Linked DNA regions of Homo sapiens: region 1 is linked to region 2. A link is an interaction called in ENCODE POLR2A ChIA-PET data of the cell type or tissue named here. Cell type or tissue: MCF 10A. All regions are shown on one strand.

What was found. Peaks named below come from ENCODE experiments on the same cell type or tissue, not always from the same donor. Only the 100,000 strongest peaks of a DNase experiment are listed, where the experiment ranks them.
Region 1: POLR2A ChIA-PET joins it to region 2 with 17 read pairs; 5 of 35 experiments call an interaction of 5 or more read pairs at or near these places.

What each region holds. Positions count from the first base shown.
Region 1 is chr20:19,924,047-19,932,046 of GRCh38, reverse strand. All of the region lies in intron 3 of RIN2 (Ras and Rab interactor 2), which reads right to left. Among named protein-coding and RNA genes, the nearest start is that of NAA20, 89 kb to the left of the region's middle. In MCF 10A, no CTCF peak of the experiment used is centred here; a DNase peak (open chromatin) is centred at 3,466.
Region 2 is chr20:19,811,400-19,819,399 of GRCh38, reverse strand. The region is part of intron 2 of RIN2 (Ras and Rab interactor 2); the gene reads right to left. Among named protein-coding and RNA genes, the nearest start is that of RIN2, 57 kb to the right of the region's middle. In MCF 10A, no CTCF peak of the experiment used is centred here; DNase peaks (open chromatin) are centred at 2,169 and 3,649.

The sequences.
Region 1 (8,000 bases), 110 kb before region 2:
ATGGCACCTCTTACACTGCTGGAGGAATATTACCCCCAGAGCTACTTTGGAAAGCAATTTGGCAACATCTTGTAGGGTTAAAGATACACAAACCTATATGTGTACTTTAGAGACTAAACTTGCACGTGGGCCCAAAGATACCTTTGCAAGAATATTTGTTGCACCATTATTTGTGAGAACACCTAAGGGTTCATTAAGAGGAGAATGGATACATTAATTGAGTATAAAATGCTACATAGCAGTTAAAAATTAATGAACCAGAACTGTATGTATGAACACATGTATAAACATAAAAGCCCAAAAGGCTTTTTTTGAAAGCAGAAAAAAAAAAAAAAAAGGCAAATCGAGAAGCATTATATACAGCATGTGAAGTTTAAAACCATGCAAACGTTCCCAACACAAGGAAAAAGATACATGGATGGATATCCCAGTTACCCTGATTTGCTCATTACATATTGCATATTAAAATATCACCTGTACACCCCAAAATATGTACAACTATGACATAACAAATTAACAAATAAAATGTATCCATATAATGTTTATATTGATAACATGTTGAAAGAATACTATTTCGTCTATGTTAGGTTTTAAAATATATTATTAGGCCAGATGTGGTAGCTCATGCCTGTAATCTCAGCATTTTGGGAGGCCAAGGTGGGAGAACTGCTTGAGGCCAGGAGTTGGAGACCAGCCTGGACAACATAGTGAGATCGTCTCTATAAAAAGTTTTTTTAAAAATAAAATACTGTTACATGTTATATTATTAAAATTATAAATGCATGCAAAACTGTACTGTATGTTTATAGATACACACATAGACACAAAGGCTATCCTAATATGTATGGGGTTATAATCCTAATCCAGGATAGTGGTTACCTCTAGACAGGAGAAATGGATGAAAGTGTTCACAGGTCAATGGGCTCGGTCACGTGTGAGATTTTATTTATGTATTTATTTTGTAGAGACACTTTCTCACCATGTTGTGCAGGCTGGTCTTGAACTCCTGGCCTCAAGCAATCCTCCCACCTTGGTCTCCCAAAGCTCTGGGATTGCAGATAGGCACCACCGTGCCTGGAAAGATTTTATTTCTTAAAATGAAATGGCGAAATGATGACATTTGACAGTGCTGAGTGATGGGTATTTTAATATGGTGTGTGGTTTTCTGTATGCTTAAAGTACTTTGTAAACAAAATTTTAGGAAAACAAGAAAAAGAAAGGGTGGTGTGTATGAAAATGGAAGGAGTGAAGGGACTAAAAAGGTAGAAGCAAGGAAGGGGTTGAGGGGAGTTTGGGTACGTCTGCTGAAGCCCCACCACCCTGGGACTAGGCCCTGCTTCATTCTGGACCGTGGCTGTGGCCCCAAACAGGAGAGCCACACACCTATCAGAAGCAGAAGGCCTTGTGAGGGAGGGCCGGCCACAGCCTCTGGCAAACCTCAAAGAGAGGACTCCCACCCCAGCAGGAAGCCCCGTCACTGGGTACATTTCCCTCTCCACACTTTGGTTACCTTCACAACCATCATACTGATTTGAACATAAAAACCCCAAATGGCCTTGATTCTCATCAGAATGGGCATCAGTTGATTCCCTTCAGCCAGGCTGTTTTTGTCTGGGTACCGCTCTTGCCGATGCTGTTGGCTGGATCTCCAGACCTCCAAGTTTCCTCCTCAATTCCTTCTCTACATCTGGCCACACACAAGAAGCTGACGGTGTCTGTGGCTGTCACTTAGCGGCACTCCCATGCCAAGTCACCAATCATGCCATGCCACCTATCTCTAGTGCAGAGGAAGGCACCATTGCCATGCCACCTATCTCTAGTGCAGAGGAAGGCACCATGACCCCAAGGCACGAGGGTGGACAAGCACAGAGGTTGCACTTGGCTGGATCGCTGTGGACCCTTCCCTGCTGGATGTGGGGACTTTTTTTTGGTCCCTCGCATCCCCCCCAGCCCCAGCCCCCAGCAACTTTTCCCTCCCCTTCCATTCAGTCCTGACTCACTTGTCCCAGAGTGCAGAGGGATTTAATCTCACAAATGGACCAGAGTTTAGTGTTCCAGGGCCAGTCCTGCCTCTCAGAATCATGTGTATATACCCACTGGGCCCTCCGCCAGCAGCAGTTAGCATCACAAAACACTTCCTCCCCTCTGACGGTTGGATTTTGTCCCACTGAAGGGATTTTGGGTGTTTTTTTGAAGTTGTTTTTGGACAAGTTTGTGTTGATTTATTTGTTTGTTTCTAATTCTCACAGACTTTCAATCTCATCCCTTACACTTGCTTCTTCAAAATTTCCTTCTTTGAGGGCAGAAATAACTTGTCACCCAACAAAGGAGGCCAGTTTTAATGTCAGCTTTCCCATGACAAAGCCAATAGCAGTTGGTGCTACAGGCCCAGTGTGGTGGCTCATGCCTGTAATCCCAGCACTTCCGGAGGCTGAGGTGGGCGGTTCACTTGAGGTCAGGAGTTTGAAACCAGCCTCGCCAACATGATAAAATCCCATCTCTACTAAAAATGCAAAAATTCGCTGGGTATGGTGGCATGTGCCTATAATTCCAGCTACTTGGGAGGCTGAGGGAGGAGAATCGCTTGAACCCGGGAGGCAGAGGTTGCAGTGAGCCCAGATTGAGCCACTGCACTCCAGCCTGGGTGACAGAGCGAGACTCTGTCTCAAACCAGACCAAAACAAACAAACAAACAAACAAACAAAACCCAAAAACAAAAACACAAAAAACTGGTGCTACTAACTGAAGTTTCTCCAGACCCACTTACACAATCCCAGCCTCTAACACATCCCTGTACCTGTGCAGAATTCCTGCAAGCATGGGGAGGGGCTGTCTAAACATCTGCAAAGCTGGTGAGTGAGTGCTGCTCACTACACCCCTGCTCGTCTGTGGACACCTGGGAAAGTGGTGGCAGAGCCACCTGTGATTCAGTGCAGCCAGAGGGTCAGATAGGACAAGGCTGACAAGGCACAAAGTTGGTGAGACCATGGTTCTTACATCAAACACCCAGCACAGCTGCATCATTCCCAGAAAATCCCACAAGCAGTGACAAAGACCCCAACCCAAGGGATAGCCACCTATCCTTATACAGCACAGCAGACCTCAACGGAGGTCTTGCCGGGGCATTGCCTGTGTTTGTTTTTCCCTGCAGGCATGTACAGCAGGACAGAGGGGTGATGTGTTGCCTTTAGAAGCTGGGAGAGAGTGGGCTGCTGGCCTGGCTGGGGACTTCCAGGGAAGAAGAGGGGGTGCTGGTGACCACAAGAGGGAGAGGAAGGCAGGTCAGGGGTTGGGTCCACTCCCTCGTCCTGCATTCGTGCATAACACACCTTGAGAAGCCTGAGGTGTTCACCTGAGTGCTCCTGCATAAGAGCTGGCATCCTGGCCAAGGGCAAGAGAATAACTGGAGAAGGCCCAAGTTCTTTCCCAGCCCTTTGAGGTCACACCCAGGGCTGGGCCTGGGCAAGGCTGGGCCTGCTGAGTTCCAGTCTGGTGCAGGAGTCTACAGTAATTTGTACCATTTTGTAATCATTCTGCATAATTTCTCAGTAGGCGGGGACCTCATCCAAGGGGCCATTCTTCAGGCAGCAACTTGTGCAATTTCGAGGCGGTGTGGCCTGAAGCTCTGACTGGTGACCTGACAGCTGGGAGTAGGGGTAGGCATACCAGCTTTTGGCTCAGAAAAATCTGTCTTCAAATCCTGTCTCGGGCCCCGGTTGGCTGGGTCGCCTTGGGCGACCCATTTGGGTGCCCTCATCCTTAAATCCCCAAAGCTAGGGCTGATGATGTCAAGGGAAGGTCATTGGAGGAATAAAAAGGACAATGAGATTAAAACACTGCAACAGGTCGGGCACAGTGGCTCACGCCTGTAATCCCAACATTTTGGGAGGCTGAGGTGGGCAGATGACCTGAAGTCAGGAGTTCGAAACCAGCCTGGCCAACATGGTGAAACCCTGTCTCTACTAAAAATACAAAAATTAGCCGGGCATGGTGGTGTGCACCTATAGTCCCAGCTACTCCGAAGGCGGAGGCAGGAGAATCACTTGAACCCAGGTGGTGGAGGTTGCAGTGAGCCGAGGTCATACCACTGCACTCCAGCCTGGGCTACAGAGTGAGACTCCATCTCAAAAACAAAACAAAACACTTCAATAGGCACCTAAATACTCTCTAATCCTCTTCCTATTTAAATGATCTCTTGGCCGGGAGCAGTAGCCTACCCCTATAATCCCAGTGCTGTGGGAGTCTGAGGCAGGAGGATCACTTGAGCCCAGGAGTTTGAGACCAGCCTAAGCAACATAGAGAGACCTTGGCTCTACAAAAAAGTAAAAAATTGGCTGGGCGTGGTGGCTCACGCTTGTAATCTTAGCACTTTTGGAGGCCAAGGTGGGCAGATTGCCTGAACTCAGGAGTTTCAGACCAGCCTGGGCAACACAGTGGAACCCCGTCTCTACTAAAATACAAAAAATTAGTTGGGCATGGCGGCATGCACCTGTAGTCCCAGCTACTCAGGAGGCTGAGGCAAGAGAATTACTTGAACCTGGGAGACAGAGGTTGCAGTGAGCCAAGATCACGCCACTGCACTCTAGCCTGGGCAACAGAGTGAGACTCCATCTCCAAAAAGAAAAAAAAAATTACCCAGGCATGGTGGCATGTGCCTTGTAGTCCCAGCTACTCAGGAGGCTGAGGAAGGTGGCTCACTTGAGCCCAGGAGTTCAAGGCTGCAGTGAGCCATGACGGTGCCACTGCACTCCAGCCTAGGTAACAGAGTGAGACCCCATCTCTTAAAATAAATAAGTAACAAATTATCTCTTTATATTAATGGCAATTGTTATTAACCAGAGAGCTGATACTAAAAGACACTTAAAATGGATTCATGTACCTCCCCTCCTGGAAAGAGGCCATTTAATCACCAGCAGCAGAGACCTGGGACTACAAAGAAACAATGTCCGCGGAGTCCAATCTCCTCCTGCCTGTCTGCTCAGAAGCCTCTAACCTAGAGATTTGCCCACTAGGCGCTGAATTTCCCCTAATAGAGAGAAAAGTTGTTGTATGCTTCTTTGCATGCATAGGAAGCTGCAGGGAGGAGGGAAAAGGGAGGAACCCCAAGTCTTGTTTTCTTTCTTTTAGGGTTAGATAAAAGGAGAAAAATTCTCTTGAAGGTCAAGTAAAAGTCAAATAAGAAAGTGCTTATAGCACAAGTCCTGATACAGCGCTCTTCAAATTCCAAGTCTCATTCAGGAATGTTATCAGTGGTTTGAAAAGGGATGTGTTGCTGATATGTTGAAGACTTGAAACTTAGGGTGTGGGAAAAGTCAAGTCCTTGGCTCCCAGCTATGGAATTTCCATTCCCCAAGTGCATCAACTTGGCCTTGAGGTGTGGTAAGCATTTATAATCCGGGAATCAGCTCTGCGGTATCAGATCTACCTCCAGATCCTAAAAAAACCGCATTACCCAAACAGTTCCCTCGACCATGTGCTTCTGCTTGGCTGAGGAGCCTCCTGGTGTGGTGGGTACCTCTCATGTTGGGGTTTTTCTAAACTAGTCTGGAAAATAATGAGCTTCCTCCAAACTTTCAAATGACCTTTGCCCCCAGGAACTGTCACCTGGAAAACAAAAACGTAATGGAGGCTTTTCCCCTTCACTTGCAGAGGGGCACCTGGACAATGATGCAAGCACACCTTTGGAGAACATTGCTTCTTTTCTTTTAACTTTGTGTATTACTCCTCCCAAGGGTGTTTGCATTTATATTTTTGATATTTAATTGTAATTACAAATGTCACAAATGAATATATTTTAATTAAAGAAAATAAATGATTGTACTTAAAAGTAATCTCCCTTGACCATCACCCATAATCTCCTTCACCTACTCAGATGTAACCACTGTTATCAGTTTTGTGTGTATCATCCTTGAATGGTATCATCTGTGTTTTCTCCAACCAAAGGAATTGTACTGGCTTACTAATTTCACTCGACAAATTGTAATGAGGTTTATCCACACTGATACACGAAGCCCTGGTTCATTTGTTGTAAGTGGGAACGGTTTTCCACCATAGGGATATACCACAATCCACATATCCATTCTATTTTGATAGAGGCTTAGTTGTTTCCAGAGTTTTGCTATCACAGGCAGGGCTGTGATGGTCACCTGTGTGTGTGTTCCCTTGTGCACTGTGTGAAACCTCAGAGAAAATGCTGGAGCCTATGCATGTAGCAGGTTCTGAGCTGGTGCCACATTGCTCCCCGGGTGGCTGTGCCCTTCTGCACTGCCCCTGCCATCTGTGAAAGTGTCCACGCTGCTTGTCAATGATTGATATTATCAAACATTTAAGCAGACCAATCTGATGAGCAGAAATAATTTTTGTTTTCATTTGCTTTGCCCTGATTATATTTTTATCGTTTATTTCTATTTCCTCTTGCAAGGAATTGCCTTTTCATTCATCTGTTGCCTATTTTGTGGTTTCTTGATTTTTTAAAATTAAGTTGCATAAGTTGGTTGTGTATATGAATCCATTGTCTGATATGTTTCACATATGATCTCTTTCATTGTTTTTCTGCCTTTTAAATTTTCTTAAGCTTTTAATGATGATAGAATCAAATTTATCCAAGTTTTCAATATGGCCATTGCTTATTGGCCCTTGCCTAGAAAGAAGTTCCTCATCTTGAAGTAATAAAGTCTCCTTTATTTTCTGCTAAGACTTATACAGTATATACAGCTTTGCCTGTTTATATATGATGTATTTATTTATTTGTAGTCCTTTCATTCATCTGGAATTTAGTTTTGTGCATGGTGCAAAGTCAGGACTAGAGAGCAAGGAACAACTACAACATGGCCAGAGCTGGGTTCCCCCAGCCTGTTAAGCACTATACCCTGGGTTGGCTCTGTCTGCCTGAGGCACCTTCTGCAGGCTAAGGAATGTGCCCAGAGGACAGCTTTTTTTTTTTTTTTTTCCACAAATTTACCCAAAGGCTGAGGAGTGGTGAGAGGAGGAGCACAAAGAGGTGGGGGAGGCCGGGCGCAGTGGCTCACGCCTGTAATCCCAGCACTTTGGGAGGCCGAGGCGGGTGGATCACCTGAGGTCGGGAGTTTGAGACCAGCCTGACCAACTTGGAGAAACCCTATCTCTACTAAAAATACAAAATTAGCTGGGCATGGTGGCATATGCCTGTAATCCCAGCTACTTGGAAGGCTGAGGCAGGAGCATCTCTTTAACCCAGGAGGCAGAGGTTGCTGTGAGCCGAGATTGCACCACTGCACTACAGCCTGGGCAACAAGAGCAAAACTCCGTCTCAAAAAAAAAAAAAAAAAAAAAAAAAAAAAAAAAAAAAAAAGAGGTGGGGATATGAAACGAAGAGGTGGGGGTATGAAAGTGGGGGTAAGGAAGGTGGGGTATGGAAGGTGGGGGTACGAAGGTGGGGGGTATGAAGAGGTGGATTATGAAGGGGTGGGGTATGAAGGGGTGGGGAATGAAGGTGGGGGTATGAAGGTGGGGTATGAAGAGGGGGTATGAAGAGGTCGGGAACGAAGGTGGGAGTGTGAAGGTGGGGGTATGAAGGTGGGGTATGAAGGTGGGGGTATGAAGGTGAGGGTATGAAGGTGAGGGTATGAAGGTGGGGGTATGAAAGTAGGGTTATGAAGAGGTGGGGTATGAAGAGGTGGGGTACGAAGGTGAGGGTATGAAGGTGGGGGTATGAAGAGGTGGGGTATGAAGAGGTGCGGTATGAAGGTGGGGGTATGAAGGTGGAGTATGGAGGTGGGGTATGAAAGGTGGGGATATGAAGGTGGGGGTACAAAAGTGGGGGTTTGAAGGTGGGGTATGGAAGGTGGGGGTATGAAAGTTGGGGGTATGAAGGTGGGGTATGAAGGTGTGGGTATGAAGGTGGGGGTATAAAGAGGTAGGGTATGAAGGTGGGGGTATGAAAAGGTGGGGAATGAAGGTAGGGGTATGGAAAGTGGGGGTATGAAGGTGGGGGTATGAAAGTGGGGTATGGAAGGTGGGGG
Region 2 (8,000 bases):
TGGGAGGTAATTAGGTTTAGATGAGGTCATGAGGGTGGGGTGCTTGTGATGGGATTAGTGCCCTCAAAGAAGAGACACCAGAGAGCTTGCTGGTTCTTCTTCTCTCTGCTGTGTGAGAAGGTGACTATCTGCAAGCCAGGAAGTGGGCCCTCATCAGAGCCTGACCATGCTGGCACCTGGACCTTGGACTTCTCAGCCTTCAGAACGACAGGACATACATTTCTGTTGTTTAAGCCACCCAGCCTATGGTATTTTGTTACGGCAGCCTGAGCTAAGACACCTTCTAATCCTTTCCCACCTAGAAATAAATGTCATCAACCATTAAAGATCTGTCCTTCCGGACCCTATATGTATGCCCACGTGCACATGCACACACATTTTTACATGAAGGGATCATATTGCACATACTGTCCTGAGATGTACATTTTACATTTGATAATATAACATGGACATCTTTTCATGTTAACACAAATATATCCACCTCATCCCTTTCACACCTGTGAAATGCATATAGTAATACATTTAACCAACTGATGAATGTTTCGGTTACTTTTAATTTTTGCTGTTTTTGATATTTTAAACAATGTTGCAGCCTTTTTTTCAAATATCTTTTAATCCATGCCCAGTTACTTTCTTTTTTTTTTTCTCTTTCTTTCTTTTTTTTTTTTGATACGGAGTCTCGCTCTGTCGCCCAGGCTGGAGTGCTATGGAGCCATCTCGGCTTACTGCAACTTCTGCCTTCCGGGTTCAAGCAATTCTCCCGCCTCAGCCTCCCAAGTAGCTGGTATTACAGGCATGCACCACCATGCCCGACTAATTTTTGTATTTTTAGTAAAGACAGGGTTTCACCATGTTGGTCAGACTGGTCTCAAACTCCTGACCTTGTGATCCGCCCACCTTGGCTTCCCAAAGTGCTGGGCATGCCCATCTATTTTCTTAAATTAAGTTCTATAAAGTGAATTACTAGGGCAAGGCATGTGCAGTTTTTAAGAACTTGTGATGCAAGGATCCCCATGACTTCACACTCTTGCCAACCATGAACATTAACAATTGTTTACATTTTTGCTCATCTGAAAAGTACAATATAATACAGTTGTGCCTTGTACAATGACATTTCAGTTAATGATGGACTGTATATACAATGGTGGTGCCATAAGATTATAATGGAGCTGCACTATACAGGTGTACTATTTAAAAAAAAATCTTTTATACCATATTTTTACTGTACATTTTCTATGTTAAATATGTTTAGTACTTATTTTTATGTTACAATTGCCTGATGGTATTCAGTACAGTACATGCTGCACAGGTTTGTAACTCAGAAGCAAGAGACTATACCATATAGCCTACCTGTGTAGTGGGCTCTACCATTTTTGTGTAAGTGCACTCTACAACATTTGCACAATGGCAAAATTGCCAAATGATGCATTTCTCAGAATGTACCCCATCGTTAAGGGATGCATGACTATACTTCACCGTTATTTTAATTCACATTTTTTGATATTGAATGATGAATGATGATGAGTATATTTAATGTTTTTTGGAGAGGCGATATTCAATAGTGATGGAGTGCTCAGGCTCTAGAGCTGAACTGAGAGCTTTTGAATCTTGGCTTTGCCCCATTGTCAGTGGTGAACCCTAGACAAGTTATTGAACCTCAGTGGGCATCAGTGTCTTTCTTTTTGATTCATTGATTTTATTTAAAAAAATTCTTATGACTTTTTCAGTCTTTAGTTTCATCAAAATTATACAAAAAGTCAAATAGATCCATAAATATTATTCACATAAAAAGCATTTCTCCCCACTTCCCTCTCCTTAGAGTCAACCACTTTCAATCTTTTTAGCTAATTGTGTTGGTGCTATAATCTAAATGTTTGTGCCCCCCGCCCCCAAATTTATACATTGAAACCGAATCCCCATTGCAATAGTATTAAGAGGTAGGGCCTTTAGGAGGTGATTAGGTCTTGAGTGAAGCTCTCATGAATGGGATTACTGCCCTTATAAAAGAGGCCTGAGTGAGCTTGTTTGCCCCGTCTGCCAAGTGAGGACACAGCTAGAAACCTTCATCTTTGAAGGAAAGGGTGAGCCTTCCCCAGGGACTGAGTCAGCTAGCACCTTGAACTCAGGATTTCCGGGCTCCGGAACTGTGAGCAGTACATTTCTATTGTTTATAAATTACTCAGTTTAAGGTATTTTGTTAGAGCAGCCGGAATGGACCAACCCAGTTGGTATTTACTTCCAAGTAATAACACACGTGTTGCAACTTCTGGAATTTTCAGTTTTAGACTGTTGATTCCCCATTATGGAAGGCAAGGATTGAACTCTACCACCTCCACCCCCATCCCAGCTCTAGCAAATGTACACACTTCTTGTCTCCACATTCTCTATATGACTATGTCTCCATTTTCTCTACATGATTATATTGCAATCATGCCAATATTGTATTCATCACTGAAATACACAGTATATTATGATAAATGTTCCTCTCTTGAACAACTTAATATTGTCTTGTTTTTAGTTTTTATTTACTTTTCTCTTATTCATCCTGAAATTTGCAAATTTTCTAAATCTTCTTTCAGTTATTCAGATGCATCAGGAATTGTATCAATGTCCTCTTGTCTCAACAGAATATGGCTGGCAATCCTCTTTTATGCAGAGGTTAAGGAATTATACTTCCTATATGTTCAGGAAATATTTGATCAGGCTTTTTGTTTGTGTGACCCAGTTCTAACTGCAAGGCAACCACATGCAACTTCTACCCGGGTGCACTGTTTTCTGTTTGCATTTCCACCTCAAGCTCTCCATGCTAACAGACACGTAAAAAGCCCGAGGCCTAGCAAGGCAAAAATTCTTTCCCAAGGCTACCCAAGGATCAAACCAGAATTTGATCTTCTGACACCTTGTTTGGCTTATTTAACTGGTTAACCATTTGTCCCTGCTCTTAAACTGCTCCAATTCCTTAAACTTATAGAGCCTTTACTCTGAACAGGAAAATTCGAGTTCTCATTATCACAGACATAGCCGCCAAAGCCCCTTCAGGTTAGGTGATATCAAATGGAGGTAGGGTCGCCTCTCCACCCTTAGAATAGGTGATCACAAACTGTTAATCAGCAATGCTAACTGCAAGTGGAAACTTATGGAGAATAATTGATTACTGTTAAGGCATGACTTTAGGAATTCTTTGTAAGTCTAGCTTATAAAGAAAAATCCCTTGGCTTGAAAATTTCTAAAATTAGACTCAAGGAAGTTAGATAAAAGTATGTTTGAGATAAATGAATCTGTTCCAAGTTTTTCAAAGCTGCACCAATATAGTAAGGTTCAAGCTATCCACAAATACTATTTATATGCCACTGGCAAGGGGCTGTGATCAATGTCTGTTTCTTGAAGGCAGAAGTGTGACCCAAAATCTTCTTAACCAAAGAAGACGTTTATCTTTTTCAACATCAAATTTTCCCGTATGTTATCAAGATGAATCCATGGATTGCTACAAACTATATGAACCCCTAAAGGGAAGCTTTCTTACTTTCCCAAAGGAAGATGCTACAACAACTTTCATCGTTGCCCAAAGACAGTTGTTTGAGCCGATGCTGACCATGGCTTGCAAGGTACCTTGCTCAGCAGTGACTAATCAGTTTCCCACAGGACTCTGTGGTGTAGCGGGCTCCAGAGGAAGTCAACGGCAATGAATCACAGTGCTCAGGAATGAAAAATACAGCTGTGATTCACATTAACTCAAAGAAAAGGTTGAGGGGAAACAAACCTAAAAATTAAAACCACACACATGCACGCATCAGCAAATACCACACCGAGCATGTCAGGGAAACTTCTGCTTTTGAAAAGTCCAAAGAAGAAAAAGAAAAGCAACTTTTCAAAACAAAGCCTAAGAAATCTATTGATGGCAAGATTGAACTCATATAATGCACAATGTAGTTCCATAAAAAGAAATAAATTACTTTCAGTGAACTTGGTTTTTGTTATAAGAAAAAGGGAGCCAATGTATTGCTTTAGACATAATTTCAAAGATTCCTATGTATAACTTCTTTAATTTTTATTGACTACTATCGAACTTTTAAATTTTAGCTTTTGCTTAAATTACTTTACCTTTGTAAGCAGAATTCTTGCCTCATTATAGGCCTTCTCTTAACTAGCATAAATTGCTTTCTCAATAATGAATTACCTAGGAACACAAAATAAGAAAGTGCAAGTTGGATTCATTGTTGTTAGACTCAACAAGCAATTTAAAAAATAAATAAACAAAATGCAAACCTCAGAGTTATTAGGACTGATCACTTTGAAACCTGCTGGAAATACTGCAGAAAGCCATAGAGCTCAGAGCCAGTTAATAATCCACACAGATACAAATTTGAGTTTCTTTGTTGGTGCTTAAATGGATAAATATTACATGATCAAGCTTATAAAACATAAAATTAAATTAATATTTGGATAGGATTTGGTTTATTCTAACACCAGAAATGGCCAAGTGGATTTTAAAATCAGTGTAGACCAGGGCCAGGCATGATGGCTCACACCTGTAATCCTGATACTTTTTGGGAGGCTGAGGTGGGCGGATCACTTGAGGCCAGGAGTTCAAAGCCAGACTGGGCAACATATGAAGACCATGTCTCTACAAAAAAAAAAAATTAGCTGGGTATGATGGCATGCACCTGTAATCCCAGCTACTTGTGAGCCTAAGGTGGGAGGATGCTTGAGTTCCAGGAGTTCCAGTGCGGTCTGATTGTGCCACTGCACTCCAGCCTGGATGAAAGGGCAAAACCCTGTCTCCAAAATATAAAATATAAAATTACTATAGACCAGAGATTGAATGACTTTAATCACATGAGAGGTGGAGGATTTAGGTGGACATCTGGGGTGAGATGTTGTGTGACCACACCAGTTGTTGTGAGTGATTGTTGTCGTAATCAGTGATGATGTTAGACAATAAACATGTCATCTCATTTTGGAAGGCAAAGTCAATCAGTGACAAGGCAGAGTCAGACTTGTGGAAGCACTGGGGAGGGGGTGGGAGGAGGGGAAAGGGCAAGTGTGCACCGCGACCTCACGTCCACCTACCAAACATGGGTCCAAACACCCCAGGGAGCTGAGCCCCAGGCAAGCGGCTGGATTGGACCTTACTTAACATGATTTATTTTTGTCTGATTTTTCCAAGCCTGATAGTCTCCTTGGGCCAAGCTAACCAAATGACTGAAATTTTCACTTTATATTTTATTGTGTGACCTCGTAAACACACATTTGCCCTTCATTTGCCAGTAAGAACATAACAAAACAAAGCAGCATTAGAAATAGCATTTTGGGCTCCAATGCTTTGTTCTCTGTTTCTTGCACGTGATACGACTATTTTTCTATTCTGACCTATTTAGCACATTTTGCTGTTTACCAAGACCGGAAGAGATTATTCATCATTTCAAATTACCCATCTGGAAGGCATTTTATAAACATGTCTAGTTTTCTATAATTTATTTATATTTCCAGATATCAAGATTCCTAAAATATGTTGAAACCACACCCCAGATAATAAAGACTATGTATTATTTTCCAGTTGAACTTTTTTCAGTATTTTTGGTAATAAAATTATGATACAACAGGTGACACAATTAATCATGTGGGACATTCAAACCCAGTGCTTTTTATATATTTAAAATAACTTTTCATTTTTTTAAAAAATACATGTTTGTTACAGAACATTTAGAAGACATAAATTTTAAAAGCTACAGGTCTATTTATTAATCATTTGGAGTACATCCTTCCAGAATTTTTATGCACCTGTCTCTACTTTTTTATTGTGTTTTACTTCATTTTGTAATTCCTATTATAACCTGACATGTATTACGTATTCATTTGCCCAATTGTTATAATCTATTTCTCCCACTCGAATGGAAGCCTCTTAGGAGAAAGTACTCTGCCTCTTTTGTTCACTACTAAGCCCCACTAGCCTCACATAGTATCTGGTACGTATTCGGTGTCCATGAAAGAATGAATGAATAGTTGATGCTCACTAAATATTTGAAGAATTGAAAGAAGCCATGAAGTACAAGCCAACTGACCTAAAGTCATGATATGGCAAATGGATGGGAACTTCTTTCTTTTCCACCTCATATTTCTTGATTTCCTCTGCTATTGGCCGATTAGCCCATTAATTTGAACTCAGTCAATTAGCTGCAGGCACGCAGTTGATTCATTATATGAGAACTAGAGAGAAGTAGTGATCTGGGGGCAAGGGAAAGAATGGTGACCCCACAAATGGGGCTGACTGTCCGAGAGGCCACTGTGGAGTGGATTAGAGTGGGGAAGTCTATTGCTGAGCTTACTAGTGCCTGTGTTCTTCCTGCAGGGGTGGTGAATGAATAGCTCCCCTCAATTCCTCCATTCTCAGAATCTGACCCTGCACTGTTAGGTGGATACAAAGCAAGTGACTCTTGATCAGACCCAAAGGGACAATGCTGAGGAAGCTGAGTAACTTCTGCAGTAACCAAAGAAAGGAAGATAATCATGAGTACTCTCATGTCTTTCTTTACCCAACATCTGGACATTTTAACCACCAACTTCCTATTCACAGACAAAAAGTAATCCAGGGAGTATTATTACCAGACAATGACTATTTTTAACAAAAGATTGAAAGTCTGATCTTGCTCTTCCTTTTGATTCTTTCAGTGAGGATGCCCACGCTATGAAACAATTCCCAAGTATGCCATTCTGAATGGGGGGGTGCTGCAGTGTGATGGGAGCTAGAATTGCTTTTTTAACTTTTTATTTGGAAATAATTTTGAACTTACAGAAAATAATTGCAATTATCCAAACCCTTACTACTCAGGAAGGAGAAAAACAACCCAACACAAAATAAGCAAAAGATTTGAACAGACATTTTATCAAAGAAGCTATGCAAATGGCAAATGAGCACATGAAAAGATGCTTAACATCATTAGTCTGTAGGGAAAGGCTAAAACCACAATAAGATGCCACAACACATCTATCAGAATGGCTGAAATAGAAAAGAGTGATATTACCAACTGTCAATGAGGACTCAGAGAACTGGAAGCACCATACATAGTTGATGGGAACATAAAATGGTACAGTCTCTTCGGAAAACAGTTGGGTAGTTTCTTAAAGAAATAAACATAAACTTAACACATCACCCAGAAATTCCACTCATAGGTATTTACTCAAGAGAAGTGAAAATATGTGTCTACATAAAGACTTGTATGTGGGTGTTCACAATAGCATGATTTATAACAATAAAATTAAAAACAGTCCAAATGTAGAATGGATAAACAAAGTGTGATAAATCCATGCAATGAAATACTATTCAGTGGTAAAAAAAAAGAACAAGCTATTGATACCTGCTACAACGTGGATGACTTTAATAACACTATGTTGAGTGGGAGTAGTCAGGCACAAAAGACCATATATGGTATAGTTCCACTTATGTAAAGTTTCTGGAAAGCTGTATAAATTTACTAAAACACTACACTGGTACACTTAAAATAGGTAAATTTTGTGGTATTTAAATTATACCCAAACAAAGCTTTTTTTTTTTAAAATGGGAGCATATTCTAAATATTGTTTGTACTGTGCTTTTTTCTACTCAAAACTATAACTCAAAGAGAGTTTCATATTAGCACAGGAGATGGCCCTCATTTTTTAGTGGTTATAATGGTTCGCTGTATGATTGTGTCCAAATTTAAGTAACTCAAATAGCCATGAACGAAAAGATCTCATTTCTCCATTCAGACCAAAGACCTTGTAGGCATACAGTTTCTGCGTTCAGTTTTAAAAGCTACAAATTAGTTCCTTGCCTCAAAATCTCTTAAGCACCCTGTGATGGATGCTCATGGTGCCTCCCTTGTCCCCTCCACACCCACTGTTCCCATCCATGCCAAGGGTTTCCCACTGCAGGTACCCGTGAGTCTCTTCCTGAAGTCTCTCTGGTGACAGGAGCATACTTGAATCACGCATGGGTGGCCAGAAGTGCCAGGAAGTTACTG